2 separate regions of the Mus musculus genome follow, and region 2 is linked to region 1. Evidence: chromatin loops called from intact Hi-C (ENCODE). Cell type or tissue: heart. All regions are shown on one strand. Each heading gives the region's core, and the rest is flanking DNA. Links, peaks and the distances in the headings are about the cores only. Region 1 has its middle 140 kb from the start of Gm26367. Region 2 has its middle 130 kb from the start of Gm46483.

Region 1 (9,979 bases), core at 596-8,595:
GAGAGAGAGAGAGAGAGAGAGAGAGAAGGTAGTGGCAGAAAGAGAAGAAGGGATGAGAGAGAGGGAGGGGCATTCCCTTTATTTGTATGGAAAAATGACTTAAAAGGTAGGAGGTGAGCCCTATGGTGGCCATTGTTTGACAACAGGTCTGTAGGTCGGGCTGTAGCCTATGTGATGTCATAGGTTTGGGAAGTCCTGATGCCAACAATATGTATATTTATAAATACATATTCTCAACTATGCAAAACATAGAGATGCAATAAAAATTATTATATGAGGGGCTACATGAATCTAAAGGAGCTACACTTATGAGCCAGCTTGTCAGAAAGATATGAATGCAGGCAAGTTCAACCTGGGATGCAGCAAGTCGAGGCCCAGGTGTGGTAGAAATGGTAATTTCAGGGCATGGTCCCACCAACTTAGTTTATCTTCTGTACTTAACAAAGGTAAGCAGTTCTCTGAATTCTTTTGCAATAGTAAGAAAAATGTGAGGTTGTTGTCTTCTAAGAATCAAAGGGCTGAGTTGGTGAGATGCTGATTCATAAGATGGTCAAAAGGGAACCTGGAGTAAATGACTCTATTGATATGTAAAATAGAACACTGGACCGAGCTATCCAGAACTGAAACACACACACACACACACACACACACACACACACACACACACACACACACACACACCTGCATGCGCATAAGACTTGGACAGAGAGATCTCTTAGAATAGCAAGCAAGCAGAATAAAGACAGACAAATCTCCACAAAAAAAGCAGAACATAGAAGCAGACTGAAAAATCTTAGATCTACAACTTGACTTTCTTGATTTGAGTCATTCTTTTAGACACTTCCAAACATGCTTTCTCTCAGAACTGCTCTCCATGCCAAGGTTGGTCTTTCGTACCTGGCCTTTCTTGAGGTCACACACTTGGTTACATTTTCTCTGTGTGTCACTTAACAGCATACCTGAATCAGTATTGCCTGGTAAATCACTACATTGGCATTTGGCAGTGCTGAAGAGAAAAGCAAGAACAACATAAAAAGAAACTATAACAAAAATCATAACAATCTCACTTCATAATCTACCCTAGCAACACCATAATCAACTCCTTAATTAACCCCAAATGATGAATTAGAATCCTGTTAGTAATCATCCATCGCAGCAAGGATGATTTTACAAATTTGTGTCCAACTATACATTTTTATATATATTTTGATAATTTAAAAAAAAATTTCTATGATGTATGAAAAGCATATATATATAAATATATATATATATATATATATATATATGATATAAACAGCCTTCTCTAAAAGCTCTAAAAGAAGTCTCATGATCCAGCTTTATCCAGTAGGATTTTCCACAAATATTCTGGCTGAAAGAAATTGTATTTAAACTAGCAAGTAAAATTCAGATAATATGCAAAGCTTCCTTATCATGTGAATTATTTAGGTGAGCAGAATTAGAATGGACACCTATATACCTGTCCAGTTTAATTCGTTTTATTATCATAAACATTAAGAGTAATAACAAATAGCTCATCTATGCTCCAGTAAAATATTTATTAGTTTTAAAACTTACAAAAGAATGAAGAACAATCTGTTCATTTAAATTCTATAACACTGCTTAGCCAAATAAAATTCATACAGCCTGCATTTTACACTTATTGGGAATCTAATAGCTACAGAATAATAAAGAAACTAAACAAAATAAAGCTGATCTTGTCTATCAATTGTTTACATTATCTTCTTTGGAAGTAAATGCCTATAAGTGTCTCAAAAGGCTTAGTTAACAATTGTTTTTAACTAGGATTCCTATTGCTGTGATTAATCAACATAACCAAGAGTAACTTAAGGAGGGAAAGGTTTATTTCACTTATGTTTTCGGGTAACAGCCTGTCATTGAAGGAAGTCTGAACAGCAATTCAAACAGGTCAGGGACCTAGAGGCAAGAGCTGATGTAGATGCCATGGAGGGATGCTGCTTACTAGTTTTCTCTCCATGGCTTTCTCAGCCTGCTTTCTTATAGAACCCAGGACCACAAGCCCTAGGATAGCTCCACACACAGTGCCCCTGGTCCTACCACAAGAATCATCAAGCAAGAAATACCACCACAGGCTTGCTCACAGGCCAAGCTGGTGAAGGCATTTTCTCAGCTGAGGTCCCCTCTTCTAAAATGACTCTACCATGTATTGCCATGTATTAAGTTGACATAAAACTAACTACCCACATAACAGATGAGCTCCACCTTCAACTCTCCTCTGAAGGGTTCATATACCCACAGGTGCCCAAATCAGGTATCCCATTGCAGGAGCTCTAGATGACCAATTCTTAATAGATAGGCTCCAAGGGAGAGTGAAACTTCTGTTTATTATTGTCTACAGGATCAAATGAGATCTATAATATTTCCTGCATTTTTAAGTTTTCTCCGAAACCAATATTCTAAGAATACAGTACCAAATGATGGTTTTCAGCTGGTAGCTCTTAATTGCTGAAAATATATTCACACTGTTTGGTACTAGCAACTATTGTGTTTTTAAATAAATGCTAAATTGCATATATGTTTGATTAAAAATAATGTGGTTTTATCCTCACCTCTTGAGACTCTAATGTTTTAAATGCACTGGAATTAATCCAACACACACTTTAAGATTCAATTTTTTTTTTAAATAAGAACCTTTTTTTTAGGGCAGAGAATGAAGCTCAGTAGTAGGGTACCTATCTTCTGTAAGACTCTTGCTTCCATCTTCAGTGCTGCAAAACAAATAAACCAAAATAAATTAGGATCTTGTTATCTACAGATTAAATCATTTAACAAAACCCTTTCTGCAAGTGTTGCAAGAACATGGACAGAAAGCCTTCATCGAGTAAATGCCATGCTCACAGGAAGCCGTGTGCAAACACACATTAAGACACGATACCAGTCATACACAAGGACAAATTCAGGGAACCCGGACATCATCAAACTGGGTAAGAGTGACAGTCGCTGGGTAATAGTGACAGTCGCTGGGTAATAGTGACAGTGGCAAATGGGAGTTTATGGAGAAAAAATATCTCAACAACATCTAACACAATTATTTCAAAGCAACAAATCCTGCACTTGCAACCCAGAGGCCAGAGACTAATATGTTCAAGGCTAACCTGCGCTAAATATGATAGCCCTTGCCAAAATACAATGTATTCTTTGAGAGGGAAAAAAAAGCGCCTGTCAGCGCACCTGATTATTCGATTTCAGTCTTCCTGGTGACTAACCTGGTAGAAGAGAATTTAATCCAGTTAGTTGTCCTCTGACCTTCAGGTGTATGCCTTGTGAAACTTGCATGCATATGTGTGCACACATACACATAAACACACACTAAATAATAAATAAAGAAGTAAATTAATAATTAATAAAATGTAATCAAAACTTCAAGAAGAAAATAAACTTCTTTAAAACTTTTTAGGAACAAAGTAAAGTTCGCCATAAACTGACCTGTGAGAAGACAAAATTTTGATCTTCCAAATATCCCCACGTGCCTTTAAAACATTTCAGCCATAGTCACACCGGACAACAATTTTTGTTGTTGTTGTTTGTTTTGTTTTTTTTCTAAGACTTTTCGCATCAACCCCTTGAAACATGTTTTAAATTGTTCAAAATAAGGTTGAAAAGGCCAACTCCAGAAATTTCCAGAAACACCTTATCAAACTTCTATTTAGAATATATAGTGACTTTCCCCACAGCTGTCCGTTATTTTTTTACCCCAAGGGGGAAAAATCAAGCAAAGAAATTAAACTGAAGGCAGATTTTAAGACTCGTCCACAGTCTATTTAGAATCTGTGAATTAGACAAACCAGGTTTCATTCCATAAAATACATTTGATAATTGGAGTCTTCGTGAATTTACAGTGATAATTATTATGTCAAGTATGATATTAGATGGGGACTTTGGGATCCGTGTTCAATTGTTTACCAACACACCAATTCTTGATAGTCATATCTCTGTCATAAAGATCCTGTCTCTAATACAGTGTCCTGGGGAGAAGGAAGCTAAATTCATGACATGATCAAAAACATCAAATAAAATTATAAACATGTGCCAAAATAATTCACTTACTCTCTCTGTTTTCTGGCTAAGCATGATATTACAAAACACTGTGGAAATTTTGCTTGTACATGTGCATAGAATTAGAGCCCAGGTTCCTTACATTACCTGACAGGCCTTTCTTGCATCCCCTCTCCCTTGATGTGCACAGGAAACCGTTTGCTAATGACATTGCCAGGAGCCCAATGACCAAAACCATTGGGCTGTGTTACTTTCATTATTTTTTATTCAATTGCTTTCCCAGCTTTCTGGCTCCTTCCCAGCTGGCTGTGAGCCAGGAAGTCCATGACCCAGCCCCTCTCTTCCACCACCGCTGTTAGAAAATCTTCCTGCAGCTGACTTCCCTGGGGCTCGTCCCCTGGCTTTCCCCCTGGTGTGCATTCCGCAGATTCAGATCTGGGTTCTTGTTTTTCTTCCACACACTCACTAGTCCACAAATATCAAGAATTCTCTCCACTAAAGCATGCTTAAAGATTACTTCCTACTGTAAAAAGAAAATGGAGAGCAAAATATGTATAGCTTGATTTGAAATCCATAAAACTGATAAAGCAGAGAAAGAAACTAAACAGAAATATCGGATGTTTCTATTTCTAGATATATTATTTTCTACAGTCAGCTCTCTCTTCCTTCCTCATGTTCTTTATGTTCTTTATAGTAATGCTTAGGTCTTCTTTTTATAAAAAAAAATTGACTACTGATATTTTCAAATGAAGAATTTCTTTTAAAGGTTGCATAATTGACTGGCTTTTTAAAAGCCAAATTGAAAAGCCATTCATAGTGGCTCTTTTCTTTAATTCCAGCACTTAGGAGTCAGAGGTGGGCAAATCTCTGTGAGCTCAATGCCAATCTGGTTTATATAGTGAATTCTAGGACAGCCTGTGAGACTTAATGAGACGTATGAACGAGAGTGAGAGTGAGAGTGAGAGAAAGAGTACTGATAGTGTTCAACAGGAAAATGATACTATTATAGTATCTGACTTCTGTCAGTATTTAAATTAAAGTACACCTTGGAGGCTAAAATAAAAACTATAAAAATCAGGTATGGTAGTGAACATGTGTAATCCCAGCACTTAAGAGTACGAGGCATGACGATTGGACATTCTAGACCAAGTTGAACTACAAAGAAAGAACATGTCGTTTTTAAGACAAATTCCAACAAGAAAGTGAATAGACTAATTTTTAATATTAAAACATATGATAAGAAAGCAAAAGGCTAGAGCCACTGCAGGAAGATGGTGAACTAGGAGATGGTTGGCAGGGAATGAGGGGAGGCAGTCGTGAGGGAGACAGGTGAACACCGGGTGTGCTGACACATACCTGTGAAGATGCCACAACAGCGCTCCTCCCTTAAAAACTCACTTAAAACAATCAGAATACTAGCCAATTCTTAAATGGAAAGATAAGCTTCTGGTTATAAATGATATTTAATTATGAGTATTATACTTTTACTTTCTCTTGTAAGCTGAGTAAGATTATATTTGTATTTTCTACATACATTCTTATTGTTTCGAGGTTTTCTTTCTTCTAAGTTTTATGTTTTCTTTTATAAGATACACAGTGTAATACAAATATTATTTAGCTCAGTTTACTTATTCTATAACCCCCACATATGTATATACACACATATACATACGTATATATGTATATTTCAAAACACATTCATGGTAAACATATATGTTTGTCATGAAATAGTTCATGGTAAACATAAGTAATTCTTATTTTTCAATTCAATAAGTAAATGAGAAATTCTGATTTGTGTTTCTCTAAATGATGAAGGTATTCCTCATTGGCCTCTAAGCTGGCCATCCTCTTAACCACTTGACTATGATATCATTGGTCACAGCTAAGTAAAGAAGATGTTCAGCCCAATGGTAAGAGCTCAGCTTAGTTTCCTTCTGCATAAATAATATATGTCCATGGGAACCAGGCTCCAGAGATGCCTAAAAATGATACAGTGAAGTGGAAGACCTGTGGGAGTTTCTGTGCTTAGAGAGAAGGGCAGACGTATTAGGTGGATGTTGTAAGGGAGCGCTCTTGCTTGGTTTTGCATACATCAGCAAAAGATTTTTTTAAATGATTTTTTTAAAGCAAGAATAGCAACTAAGGCTTAAAAGAGCCATAATAGTAGAAAACAGTTGACGTGTAACTTCCCTAAATATTAAATAGAATATGAAGATAATAACTTGAGCCTAGGTGTGTGACTGAGTTCCAGCTTAGTGTGTGTAAAGCCCTTGATTTTATTTCTAGTCCTGACAAAAGGAAGAAGGCAAGGCCAGTGTTGCCCTCTATCCTGAAAAAGTATACCCTGAGCATCCACTCACAGCCATATCATGACTTAGCATACAGAACAGTTATAACATCACATAGCATGAAACCTCAATTTTTGATGGTGAAATTATACTCAAAATTATTTTCATTGACTGTCATGCGCATTTTATTGTTTTTAAGTGGGCTTTTAAAGAAAAGACATCATTTATTCATGTAATATAGAGACTTCTAACATGCTCTTAATAGTATAAACCTTAACAATAAATACCCCCTTTGAGGAGATGAGCATATGCTAAAAGTTGAGAATTTCATTCAGGAGAGATTCCACCATCGAACTCACCATGAACCCCTCCCCACTACTTCCAGTTCTCACCTGTCTTCACCAGGTCTCATGAAAGGACTCAAGGGCGTCCATAAAAACAGTTCTATCAACACCCTGGGACAATCTCTATTTGGGCTATAAATAAAGTCAAAAGGTGGAAACAGAAGTAAGAAAAGAAATAGTTTCAAAATGGAAATGACTGACAGGAAGAAATAAGCTTGTAAGAACTGTTAGCTACAGGACTATGAGTGACATACAGCAACAGTGGAGTAACTTGGAAATGCCATGGTAACGGTTTCAGAGTCAGAAGTCAATGAAAAAGCACATTACCCTCTCCTGATAGAGCATCTTTCTCTCATGTAATATGCACTTTCTTTCACATCTCTGTTCAATCAAGCTCTGCCTACAATTACCTCTGCTTTGCTGCCTTCACGTAGACAGTGCCAGCCCTCCCTAAAAATACAGCTTAAGTCTCACGTTCCTCATCCCTGTCTGGTCTAGAGCACCTCCATCTTAAACTGTAAACTCAGTCTTTTATTGCTAGTTACATGTCTAAGGTCCTTGCAGCCAAGGACTGGGTCTTTCATCATAACCACATTGTGTATTGTCTAAAAGTCACTCATGAAACATTTTCTTGGAAGAATGGACAGGATATAATGTAATTGAAAGGCTGAAGCACCATCCTCCTATAATGTTTAAGGAATCTTTTAAAGGAATCAGAGGTGATTCCCTCTGGGTTTTACACCAGCTGAATTTAAGTTTAAGGAAGATATTTTTCTAAAATCTTTTTTTTTTTTTTTTTTTTTTTTTTTTTTTTTTTTTTTTTGGTTTTTCGAGACAGGGTTTCTCTGTATGGCCCTGGCCCTCCTGGAACTCACATTGTAGACCAGGCTGTCCTGAAACTCAGAAATCCGCCTGTCTCTTCCTCCCGAGTCCTGGGATTAAAGGCATGCACCACCACCGCCCGGCCTAAAAATCTTTCATAACGAATATTAATTTTACTTTTCTCTTCTGGTTTTTCTTACTTTCTCCTTTGTCATTCACAAGGTAAAGAAAAGAAAAACACGGGATGAAACAGAAGTGAATGAAAAAGCGCATTACCCTCTCCTGATAGAGCATCTTCCTATCCAGTGCAGGTGGACAGAATTGATCAGCGTCACTATTTTCAGGTGTTTCGGGTGTTTAAGGAGTCAGATAAAGGTCAGTATCTGTTCTGAAGCAGGTTGCTTCTCATCCTTACTCTCTAAATTTCACTTTTATGTAAATAACTTTTGAAGCTTTGAAGGAATTAATATAGTAGCCAACCTAACCTAATTCTCTGATGAATACTGAGAAATATCCATAAAGTCCTTCAAACCAATATCTTATTGCAAACACAGATGACCATACTCTCAGTGTGAGAGTTCCAAGAGACCAAGCTCCTCAGCAAAGTATTTCCAACAATGCTTTATTAACAATGAAATAGAATCAAGTACAAACACACCCTGTGTGAACAAGAGAAGAAAAATAATTTAAACCCTTGCCATTTTCCGGCTTAGATATGTTACCTACGTCCAATTTCCTGTACTTAGGTAGTTGTGTAGAGTTTAAGAAATGAAAAACCATGGCAACAAATTAGGCATTGCCTATACCTATCATCCAATGTGAACATTAATAAGACGTAATTATATTTGAAACTAAGTTATCTATTGCATAACTTTTTAATGCAGTGTGCCTTCTCCTCGTGCTGAATAGTCATGTTTTTCTTAAGCAATAAATTCATACAAGTTAAGGCTGTCTTGATACCTGTGTCAAACAGACCTGGGGAGATAATAAGGAGAGACATTAAGAGAGTCTACATGGAAACAAATGGGCAAATGTTTTAAGTCAATATTAAGTCTTTCTTTGGCTTGAAAACTCAACCTATTTTTGAAATGTAAAGACTAAAATTTATTTTGGCTTTTTTTTTTTTAGAAAGGTCAAGTTCTAGCCTTAGTTAATCAAATATGAAATACAACAATCTAACTAGCTTATGAGAAAAAAAAACACATAAAGATATGCTTACAACATTTTAGAGTCATCTGGAAATATTTCAGCCCATTATAATATGCCACTATGAGTCATTTGTTGGAAATTATTTTACAATTTTTAGACATGACAGAGTTCCATTAAACAATGTTTCCTAATTTTTCATTGAAATTTAAAAAAACATATGAAATAATTTCTTAAACAGAACTTGGATTCTCTGAGCTTTTAGCTTGTTTTGAACTACATCTGATAATGAGCCAAGTTACCAACACAAAAGGAATTTTCTAATTCGCCTCAATAAAATTAGTTTAAATGATACAGGCAATTACATAAATACTCAGTCATGAAAAGCACTCTCATAGACAGACAGACACACAGACACACACAAACATACACAGACACACACAAACACACACAGACAGACACACATACACACAGACACACACACACAGACACACACACAGACACACACAGACATACATACAGAGACACACACACATACACTCACACCACTTTTTGGCAGTCAGTGGTAGACTCTAAACCAACAACTCCTTTACTATGATCTATGATCCTTTTTTACACAATTAATAAAGAAGAGCAGAAGCAGTGACAATAATGTGATACCCTGGGTCTCACCCTGGACCCTCAGCCTGGCATGGGTACATGGAGTTTTCAGCTTTCCTGGGGTGTCAATGCCAACCTATTTTCTTCTTGTTGTATAAAACATTTGAATTGCTGCTTTGCATGTTTGACAGGTTGTTGAAAACTCTCTATACAGCTTTTCTCAAATTAAAAAAAAAGTTCAGGACATGAAGAGAAAAGAAATGACTGAAGGCAGCTAGGCATGTTGGTAGGTACCTATGATCTTAGCACTCAGAGCCAAAGGCTAGAAGAATCATAGGAGTTTGACTTTAGCCTGGAATACATTGCAAGATCTTATCTCAAGAGAAGGAAGGAAGGAAGGAAGGAAGGGAGGGAGGGAGGGAGGGAGGGAGGGAGGGAGGGAGGGAGGGGAGGGGAGGGGAGGGGAGGGGAGGGGAGGAATGGAGGGAGGGAGGGATGGAGGGAGGGGAGGGAGGGAGGAAGAAGGGATAATGAGAAAGAAAGGGTATTATGGACAGCAAAGATCTTCTGTTTTTAAATTTATCATGTTTACCATATTAAAAATATAAAACTGGGGAATGGGCTTGGTGAGATGACCCAGAGTGTAGACACTTTCCAACAAGTCTGACAAACTGAGTTCAACCCTGAATCCTTTACAAATGGTGACATCTTAATTGTAATACATAGTTTATTCTGTTGTATTAA
Region 2 (9,979 bases), core at 1,074-9,073, 48 kb before region 1:
CTTAGACATGGTTTATGTTTACAGGAATATTATGCAGAAAGTCTCAGCACTTGCCATTTGCCTTCACTCTCCATCCTGCATACAAGTTGTTCATTGATGACATTTAGTGTTAATGTGGTACCTTCGTTATAACTAATAAACTAATAAACATTATCCTGGTATTAGATTTCATCCTTTGTTCTCATCTTTCAAGGCTACTTTAGAATACACACAAGTAGAAATGTGCATGTATGCTCCACTGCAATATCTCAGAGGATAGTTATAATGCCCTAATAATACCTGTGCCCCACCTGTTCATCCCTGCTACCAATTTGCATGCACTAAAAAATAGAAAAGAAAGAAAAAATTCAATACATTTCCACTTAAGAAAGCCTATGAGATTTTGTTTTCAGTTCATATTTCTTTATTGTCATTATTTATTTAATTATAATAACCAGTATGGAATATTTGCTTAGTACACCAAGCATCTGTAACACTGTTTATATTAACCACTTTCTGGGTCATATTCTCTCTCTCTCTCTCTCTCTCTCTCTCTCTCTCCCCCTGTGTGTGTGTGTGTGTGTGTGTGTGTGTGTGTGTGTGTGTGTGTGCTTTGTTTTACATGTCTCATGATTTTCTATTGAAAGATAGACATGTAGCAGAGCAGTGGAGGCTCACACCTTTAATCCCAGCACTTGAGAGGCAGAGGCAGGTGGATTTCTGAGTTCGAGGCCAGCCTGGTCTACAGAGTAAGTTCCAGGACAGGCAGGGCTACCTGTTTGAAAGAAAGAAAGAAAGAAAGAAAGAAAGAAAGAAAGAAAGAAAGGAAGGAAGGAAGAAAGAAAGGAAGAGAGAGAGAAAGAAAGAGAAAAAGAAAGAAAGAAAGAAAGAAAGAAAGAAAGAAAGAAAGAAAGAAAGAAAGAAAGAAAGAAAGAAAGAAAGAAAGAAAGATAGGTAGACAGACAGACATGTTAAGCAATTAAATGAGAGAAATCCCAAAGTCAATTCTTTTGTCTTTATGGTTTGGTATTTCTTACTTATTGTTATTATTATTGCTGTGTTATTTTGTTTAGTGACTTCCTCAGCTAAATCTATAAAATCTATTCATATTTGGCCACTGAAGACTCATCATCTCAGTTGTTAGCTAATAATTTAGACAGAGATATTTTTTAATGTCTTTAGTTAGTTTCTTCAGCTTTGCTGGGTGGTCTTTGTGTGAGCCTTGGGGCACACAGTTAAAGCTTGGATAGCTCCCAATACCACTGTAACCTTCATTCCTGCTCCTGCTGGGAAGCTCAAGGTTAGCCAAAGGTGAAAGATAGTTACTCTCAGATCTGGTGTGTGACTAGCTTTCTAGTTTCTCAGGACTCTATCAGAGCATTTAAGTCTCCTATGGACATCTTACACTCATCTGTCATTTGTCAGTTTTTTTTAATCTACCCTTTGCTTGCTCCCAATATTGTATTGGTCACAGGTATCTACAACAACAAACAATGACCACTGATTGCTTTCAGCAATTGTGTCTGAGACAAAGCTGTTGAACAGTAAGTGAATTTGGACTTGAGTCAAATAAAGATTATGTGGAAGTGCAGCCTGGGAAGAGCTCCAAACCCAAACAACATTGCCAGAGCTTTCTAATCTGCAGCTTTGCACAGTGGAAAAGCATTGCAAGGCTGTGGGCTTTCCCAGATTACCACAGACCTAGGGAGAGGGCATGAGAGTGGGCATAAGAGTGAAGTGAATCAAGATACCCAAACACTCTCTGTACTTGCTTGCAGATGATGTTTTTCGTGAATGGGTTTATTACTTTCTTGGTTTTTACCTAATGTCTCGAGCTCATAAAAAGGTATGATTTTGATCACCATTACAGTTTTCTTATGGTTTTTATGAAGTAGATTTTCAAAGAGACTTTCTATATACCATTGCAAGATATTTTGTGTTACTGATATTCAAGTAACAGTATCTGCATTACCCCCAAATTGTGTGGGATAATGGAGTATACGTATGCAGAATATGAAAGGAAACCCAAGAGAATATCTAGACACCGAGTGATTCAATATACAAACAACAGAGGGATTTATGCTAGGATGTAACTCATTTGCTCATTGCCATGCTGATCACTTAATTTTAGTTACTACTAAAAAATCTATTATTAAAATCGTGGGCTTATTTTCTCTAAATTAACCAGAGACATAAAGCCCACTCTCATCTGAATGAGCTGAAATACATAGTTATCTAAATGTTGTGGGGAGACCCTATGTAAAATCCAAGGAGGAAGGGAAAACATAACATTAGCTCCCAAAGAGAACAAAGTGGCAATTAAGATACTCATAAATTGAGATATCACCATCATTTGCCCTACTTCTGAATAGTGTTGACCACATCAGCTCCAGGAATGACTGTGTGGCAACAACAAATGGTCCTTGTGGTGGTTTGAATATGTTTGGCCCAGAGACTGTCACTATTAGGAGCTGTGGCCTTGGTGGAGGAAGTGTGTCTCTGTGGGCATGGGCTTTAAAACCTTCTTCCTAGCTGCCTGGAAGTTAGTCTTCACCTGTTGACCTTTGGAACAAGATGTAGAATTCTCATCTCTTCCCATATCATTCCTAACTCGACTGCCTTGGTGATAGTGGTCTGAACCTCTGAACTTGTAAGCCAGCCAGGATTAAAGGTTGTCTTTTATAAAGTTGTATTGGTCATTGTGACTGTTCACAGCAGTAAAACCCTAACTAAGAGAGTCTTCTTAGAGGGAGAGAATGTATTCTCCTTCATAAAGGAGCTGGACAAAATAGAGCATTTTACTTTGTCACAGAGATCTCCACAATAAAACATTAAGATATCTAATACATAAATATTACAATAATCATTTTTCTGCCTTGACCCCATGTGGGCCTGGTCTGCTTCACTGACCTTTGAAACACAACTGGAGTCTGGTGTGAATACAGCTCTTTCTTTCAGTATTGAGTTATAAAATTATGTCATTCATTTTTATCTAGTTGCTTGTAGAACCCTAGTGGATATAAACTACAATGATTCACATACTGCCTTACAGATAAAGCCTTTATGAAATTTGCCTTTTACTCTTGAATCTCATAAACCTGTCAGATACTAAAATATTGACATGCCATCATTATCATATGGTAGTCCTTCTTGTGTACCATGAAGACCAGCAGTCTACTCTTACCTGGATAGATACATCCCAGACTCCAGTGTGTGCTTGTAACCATAGCTAATACCAAATCCTATAATATCATGCCTTTTCCATCTTTATCAAGACTTTACAATACATTGCACCTTATTAACTTCTTTTGTTTGAGGTATGATAAAAATGTGTTATGAGTATCTTTTTCTTCCAAATTGTATTAAAAAGATCTTACTATAAATCTTACCTACTTTCACTGCTTTTCAACTATGCCTGCTTTTCTTGCCTTGCCAAGTTGGCACCTTTCATGTCTTCACTCTGAGAGAGCACTGAACAGCTTAGCTTTGACATGTCTGAACTGCCAGCATCACTACACAGACTTTGAGGACATTAGTAAGTGAAATAGCGTGCCCAGAATAGAAGGCCAATCAGAATGAAAGATCTGATGACTGATATGACAGCTCAGGGACTAACAGTCAGGTAGAATATACAGCATCTATGCACTATGCAAATGTATGATGTGTGTCCAGGAAGAAGTGCTGTGGGATAGTAAAACATTTAATTGTGCTATTCCTAATAGCACATGGGGCTAGCAAAATGGATCAATTGAGTAATAATGCTTGCTGCCAATCGTGATGATTGGAGCTCAGTCCTTGAAGGCTACATTGTGGGTAACAGAAAAGAACAGAAAAGTATACAATTTAAAACTGACTGTTTGTTTCTGGAATTTTCCATTTAATATTATTGGGTCACAACTAACCATAGTGACTATCATTGTAGAAATTAAAATTTCAGATAAGGGAAGGCTGAGTTTTTAACTTGTAAAAGAGGAATGTAAATTCTAGCCCTCACACCAAAGGGTATGGTCCACAAAAAAAAAAAAAAAAAAAAAAAAAATGTGAGACCCTTTGTACCCTTGAGAAGCTATTATGGGAGATTAAAACAATGCACATACTGTGATCACAGTTTTCTGTATTCTGTTATTTTCAAGATTGTGTTGATTGCTTTAATTCCAGAACTCAAGAAGCTGAGCCAGAAGAATTACTTTGAATTTGAGACCACCCTGAGCTATATGAGTACCAACTGGCCAGGGATTCATACCAAGACCTTGTCTAAAAAAAAAATTCTTCTCCTCATCATCATCACCATCATCATCATATATCATTTTCATCAATATCACCAGCCTTCTTCTCCTCATCATCATCACCTTTTTTCCCCTTTTCTTCCAATTCGAATAATGCGAGAATAGGTGAGCCTACCAACTTGAATATTCTGTTCCACTCTCAGAAGAGAAGCTAGGGCACAACCGAAGCAATATGAGAGCCTTAGAAGCAGGATGGATTTGCCAGCTGGACAGAGACCAACAGCTGAAGCAGGCTTTTAGCCAGCTTCTAAAGATGAGAAAGAGTTCAGCCAATTTGATGAGGCACACAAAGGGACATGGGAACTGAGTGGTGGAGAACAGAAAGCAAGCCTAGGCGCAAATTAAGGATGGAGAGCAAGACAGTTTTTGGATAGAAGGTCTATTGACCTTCAATACACAGTTTTGAAATATGTCATATCTAATGTCTGAAGTGTTCTTGTCACTGAGAAACCCATTAACATCTGCTAGGACATGCCATCAACTACCTCTTTACAATTCAGTTCTCATCAACAAAAGACTTGGTGTTTCTTTACTGAAGTCTTTTAAAAAAAGAAAAAGAAAAAGAAAAGAAAAGAAAAGAAAAGAAAAGAAAAGAAAAGAAAAGAAAAGAAAGGAAAACTTTCCAGACTTTTTGTATTGAAGTATATTTGTGAATTTGGCTTTCATTCTCTAAGCTGTGAAAAATGATTCAGGCTAAACTATATAAAATATATGCATTCACATGATATCAGCAAATGTATACATTTAAAGAGATATTAATGAATTGGGCTGTAAATGTAACAGAAAATGAAGAAAGCCACTTCATGAAGTGGTCTCAACAATGAAGAGGTCTCAACATAAGGAAAACCATTACTGAAAGAGAAAAGTACTGAAGTTGGCAGACAAAACGCCCAACATTGAACAGTACTCTTTTGACCCTGACTTAAATAGAATCGCTGTCCTAAAAGTAAGAAGTTATGTTACAATCAGGATATTATGAGAACAATGACTGTCCAGAATGCATCACTGAAAACCAGGGCCAAGAGGGTAAATGAAAGATATTAATGGACTATCAAGTTAAATAACATATGTCTACAGCATTGGAGCAAGTCAGTCATGGAGGCCCAAACCAAGGCAAAAGAAGCTATGAAGAACACGTAGAGGACCAATAAACTCATGTTCATTACCAACCATTGGCAACATCAGTGAACAAAATGGTGATAGAGCCTTTGGTCACAGGAAAATATGTATAGGTTGGCAAGTGGGAATTGAATATAAAAGAAAATCCATAGAAATCAATGAGTGGCAAATAACACATAACTCTTCCTTGCATTAGAATGCTAAGTAATAAAATAGAATAGAGGAAAATGCATTTTCTTTAAAAAAAAAAAAACCTATCGTTACATGCTAGAGTTTGTAATCATTATTTCTGGGAAGAATCATGTTCAGATATTCAAATTTGATGGCAAAAGTGTAAAAATGAATGGGATAATTCACAGAGCTAACATTTTCCCACAGGTCTCACTAACTCCTTGGAGAAAATTAGAACTTTATACTTGAGGACCAGGGCAGCTGCTGCCATAGCCAGCTCATCAAGGTAAAACAGTTCTAGTAAGAACACATCCAAAGTCCCGCTGGGGAGGGGCCTCGGTGGATAAAACGCTTGCTTTACAAGTTGAGAACCAAAATGTAGATCCTGAGAACCCACATAAGACAGTTAGATACGGTGTTCTACCTGTAATCATAGCACTCAGCTGTTAGAGACAGGGTTCCCCCAAGACAAGCTACCTATTTAGATAAGCCATAGTTGTCAAAGTCCAGATTCAATAGGAGAAGTGACCTCAGAAGATAAACATGTAAGCATGCCTACACCTATGCACGCATATAATACATTCAGAAAAAAATTAAATGGACAGAAACCACTCATCTTTCAGTAAGAATTATTGGGAAGGCTCCAATCTAACCATCTTAATATTTTGCAAGGGGACAAATTTTCAGTACTATTCGTATTCCTAAATTAGCTAGGTAATAAACACCTCTCAATATGAAATACATATAGAAAGATTCTCACAAGCCATCAGAATAGCATCTAAGAGTCATACACTGAAAGAAATGTGAAGATTTTTTTTTGTGATACCCACAACCTTGAGAAAGATTCTAGGGGACAAATGAGAACTTAGTTGTCTGTGGATAATTTTACTGGATTGTCACAAAAAGTAATGTGCCAAATTGCTGGCTTGAATAAGTAGGAATTTGACTACATACATGTATCAGGGGACCAGACATGAACACTATAAGTACTTTAAAATGTTTTTAGAGCTCTAAATTAGTTCAAAATAAAAGGCATTTTTCTATGTTCTAAGTATACGGAAAGAATGGTAGGAAACAATGACAGGAAGGGAAGAACAAAATAACGAAAGAAAGAAAGAAAGAAAGAAAGAAAGAAAGAAAGAAAGAAAGAAAGAAAGAAAGAAAGAAAGAAAGAAGAGGAAAGAAACAAACAAACAAAGAAACAAAAAGAGGGAACAAAGGAGATGGAGGAAAAAGGGAGGAAGGATGAGAGGATGGGAGGGAGGGAGGAAGGAAGGAAGGAAGAAAGGAAGGAAGGAAGGAAGGAAGGAAGGAAGGAAGGAAGGAAGGAAGGAAGGAAGGAAGGAAGGAAGGAAGGAGATCCTGTCAGTCTAGCAACATTTTCTGTTAATGTTTTATTTGTTCCTGTTGTGTAGTCATCACTCACTCCCCTGGTTGAAGCATTTCATACTGCAGAGAAGCTCTTTAAAACAGAAACTAAACTACTCAAAATAGCTTCTGGAAGTCCCTGAAACTGATCAGATTCACTAAGCCTTTCTAAGAGTAAACAGTAAAGACTCTGGAGAGTCACTCTCAGGAGAACCAAACTTCAAAGAAGAATCTTGAAATCAGACCAGCTGCCTGGAAGAAGCAGAGGCCATCTGAAGCTGTCTTGAATAGGTATAGACCAACTGAGCCACCTGGAAGGGAGGGTCTCCAACTTGCTGAGCTGCCTGCAGGCAGGAGCGTATGTTACAGGCTTCTACCTTTGTGAGCTGTCACCCATACTGGGCTGGGCTTCAATGATAACCTGTCTTGGCATCATTTCTGCTCCTACAAGTAACCCCTCACCCAAATTCCTGTAATTCCAATAAAACTCATGGGTTTACAAAATTGGACTTAGCTGATATCTGTACTTTGGTCTGTTGTGTGCTCCCTACCTGGGGTGTGGAGACAGGTGTGTTGCCTCTCCTCAGAAAAAGTCCTGTTGCAGTACAGTTTTTTTGTGATCTCTTCCCTCTCCTCAGGATAAGTAGAGAATTCATCATAAGGTTTTAGGGACAGATATTGTGCTGTACCTCTTCATGTTCATACTTCCCACCTATCTCCTGCCACCTATCACAGTAAGCCTTACTCAGACCCCCTATCTACTGCAACTGGTACAATTCTCCACAGTAGAGGCAGTGCATGGATTTGAAGTGCAAATGTGTGGCCAGGTGTTGACTCTATCTTTTCTGTAGCCTCAGTGTTCTTAAATAGTGGTCAGCTCTCTTTTCAGGCTTTTGACACTGCTACCTTTATTGTTTCATGGTACTTTTCCAATGCAAACTGACGTGGTCACTATGTATGTCTCTCTGCTCTCCACTGTGACTGGCCACATTGGTGGTGCCAACAGCATTTCTCATGCTAACTGGTCATTTTGACACTGCAAAGCTGCTTCCACAGCTTGTCCTAAGAAATGTACTCCTTGAGTTTTGAATTGAAACACCAGAGAAATAGTTTCATATTCACATCATCCTAGTAATAATTTTTTATTTATCCCCTAAAAAGAAACTCACTTAGATTTTAAAAATCTAAAGTTATCCTTTATCTTCTTTTCATCTCATGATGATGGAGAATAATGGTTTTTCAACGTATTTTCTTTAATATGTCCCAATCATTTTTGAATAATTAGTGCTAAATATTCATCAGTCTACACATACACAATCAAGCTATATAAGCAAATGATATGCAAAATAGTTTTCTACATTTGAAGCCATGTTTATGTTAATTGAGTTGCATTATAACTAATGAATATGTGGCTATACAGAAATGAGATTCAGCTTTCATAATACATACAGTGGGAAAATTTTTGATAAACTTTAGGACCATGGATTGATTCCAATAACTTTGCACTAAAGAAAGGTAGAGGGACACAAGATGGGAAGAGAGGCCCCTAGGTCTTGCAAACTTTATATGCCCCAGTACAGGGGAATGCCAGGGCCAAGAAGTGGGAGTGGGTGGGTTGGGGAGCAGGGTGGGGGGAGGGTATAGGGAACTTCTGGGATAGCATTTGAAATGTAAATAAAGAAAATATCTAATAAAAAAGAAGAAAGGTAGAGTGATAAAAAAAATCATGTGGTAGCAATGTTACAACTATGAAATAAGATGAGAATCTCAGATATAACCACCAGTTCCTAAGGCAATAAAATAATTTCATTAAAGAAAATGTTTGGACATTATTGCACAAGGCCACCCTTAGTTAATCTCCAGTGATGGATATTTATTGTAAGAACATAGAAATAAGTAAGAGAATTTAGAAACTTCTGTGTATCTAGGCTCCCAAGGAACAAGAGAAATTTTTACAAGTTTATAAACATGGAAACATAATAGTAAGAATGGTCATAGTGGAGAAAGAATTGCCATCAGGTTTACAGCCTTGCTGTGGAGATCTTGCCCTCATTCTTCTTCATTCCTGGGCTGCACACTTGGCTTATCTGCCTCCTCTCGACCACTGCCTCCTGTGCTGTCTCCACTCTGCAAGGCCACACAATTCTCACTGGTTCATTTCCATTGCTTCATGAATTCCTTTGGATCATCGTATTTTGTGGACTTGTCTCTGGATAGCACTTTGTTCCTGCATCATTTTGCATACTTTATATTTAACGCCCTTTAAATATAAGAAGAGCACCAGAATTGTCATTCATTGTTGGGCATTCAACTTTCATGATGGTCGTCTCGCTAATACCAATGAATTTCCTGTATATGGTTGCTGTTTAGTAAACAATCATTCTACGCTGAGCTCATGAGTGTCAGCAGTTACAGGTCAAATTGGACAAAACATAGAAATTTCTGCAAAGCTACTGAGCAGGGTTCTATAAATCCTGATGTCCACAATATGCCATGGTTTTCTAAAAAATAGCTAGAATACATTTTATAAACTTGGGCCTCTCTAATGAGCAATAATAAAAATGGTAGCACAGAATTGAGTATGACAATTTTTCTCAAAAGAAACTCACATGTATACTGCAAGGGTCATCCACTCTATTTTGCCAGTTTGTATCATTATAGGTGCATAAAATTAATTTTTCCATAACTACAATTAGCTCTATTACTGGGATCATTGGTGTGATGTGCCACATCAACTTAGGCTCTGAATGGCTGTTGCTAAACAAAGTGCTGACTGGACTGTAGAATGCAGGAGACTGTGCTGCAGCTCTGATCAGCCCTGTGTGCTAACTAGCTCAGCTAAGCAGCCTACTAGTTGCAGCATTTAAACATAGCCGCACACCCAAACACAGCCATCACCCACAAAGCCATCTGTGATGAATGTGATTCAATCAGCCCCTGGCCTCCAGGGCTCAAGATAACATTTCTACTATTGATAATATCAATTTATAATTTAATTTCTGGTCCTAGCTCTTAAGAGATAAGACTGTTTGCCGGGTTAAAATCTAATCCAGTTG

The links. Hi-C counts contacts between places; a loop is a spot of excess contacts. Peaks named below come from ENCODE experiments on the same cell type or tissue, not always from the same donor. Only the 100,000 strongest peaks of a DNase experiment are listed, where the experiment ranks them.
Region 2: a loop joins it to region 1, with 2.5 times the contacts of the local background. A loop is called at or near these places in 2 of 42 quality-filtered maps.

Annotation. Positions count from the first base shown.
Region 1 is chr14:100,552,910-100,562,888 of GRCm38, reverse strand. No RefSeq gene overlaps it. Among named protein-coding and RNA genes, the nearest start is that of Gm26367, 140 kb to the right of the region's middle. In heart, for the core only: a CTCF peak has its summit at 4,441; a DNase peak (open chromatin) is centred at 4,318.
Region 2 is chr14:100,601,838-100,611,816 of GRCm38, reverse strand. No RefSeq gene overlaps it. Among named protein-coding and RNA genes, the nearest start is that of Gm46483, 130 kb to the left of the region's middle. In heart, for the core only: no CTCF peak of the experiment used is centred there; a DNase peak (open chromatin) is centred at 4,486.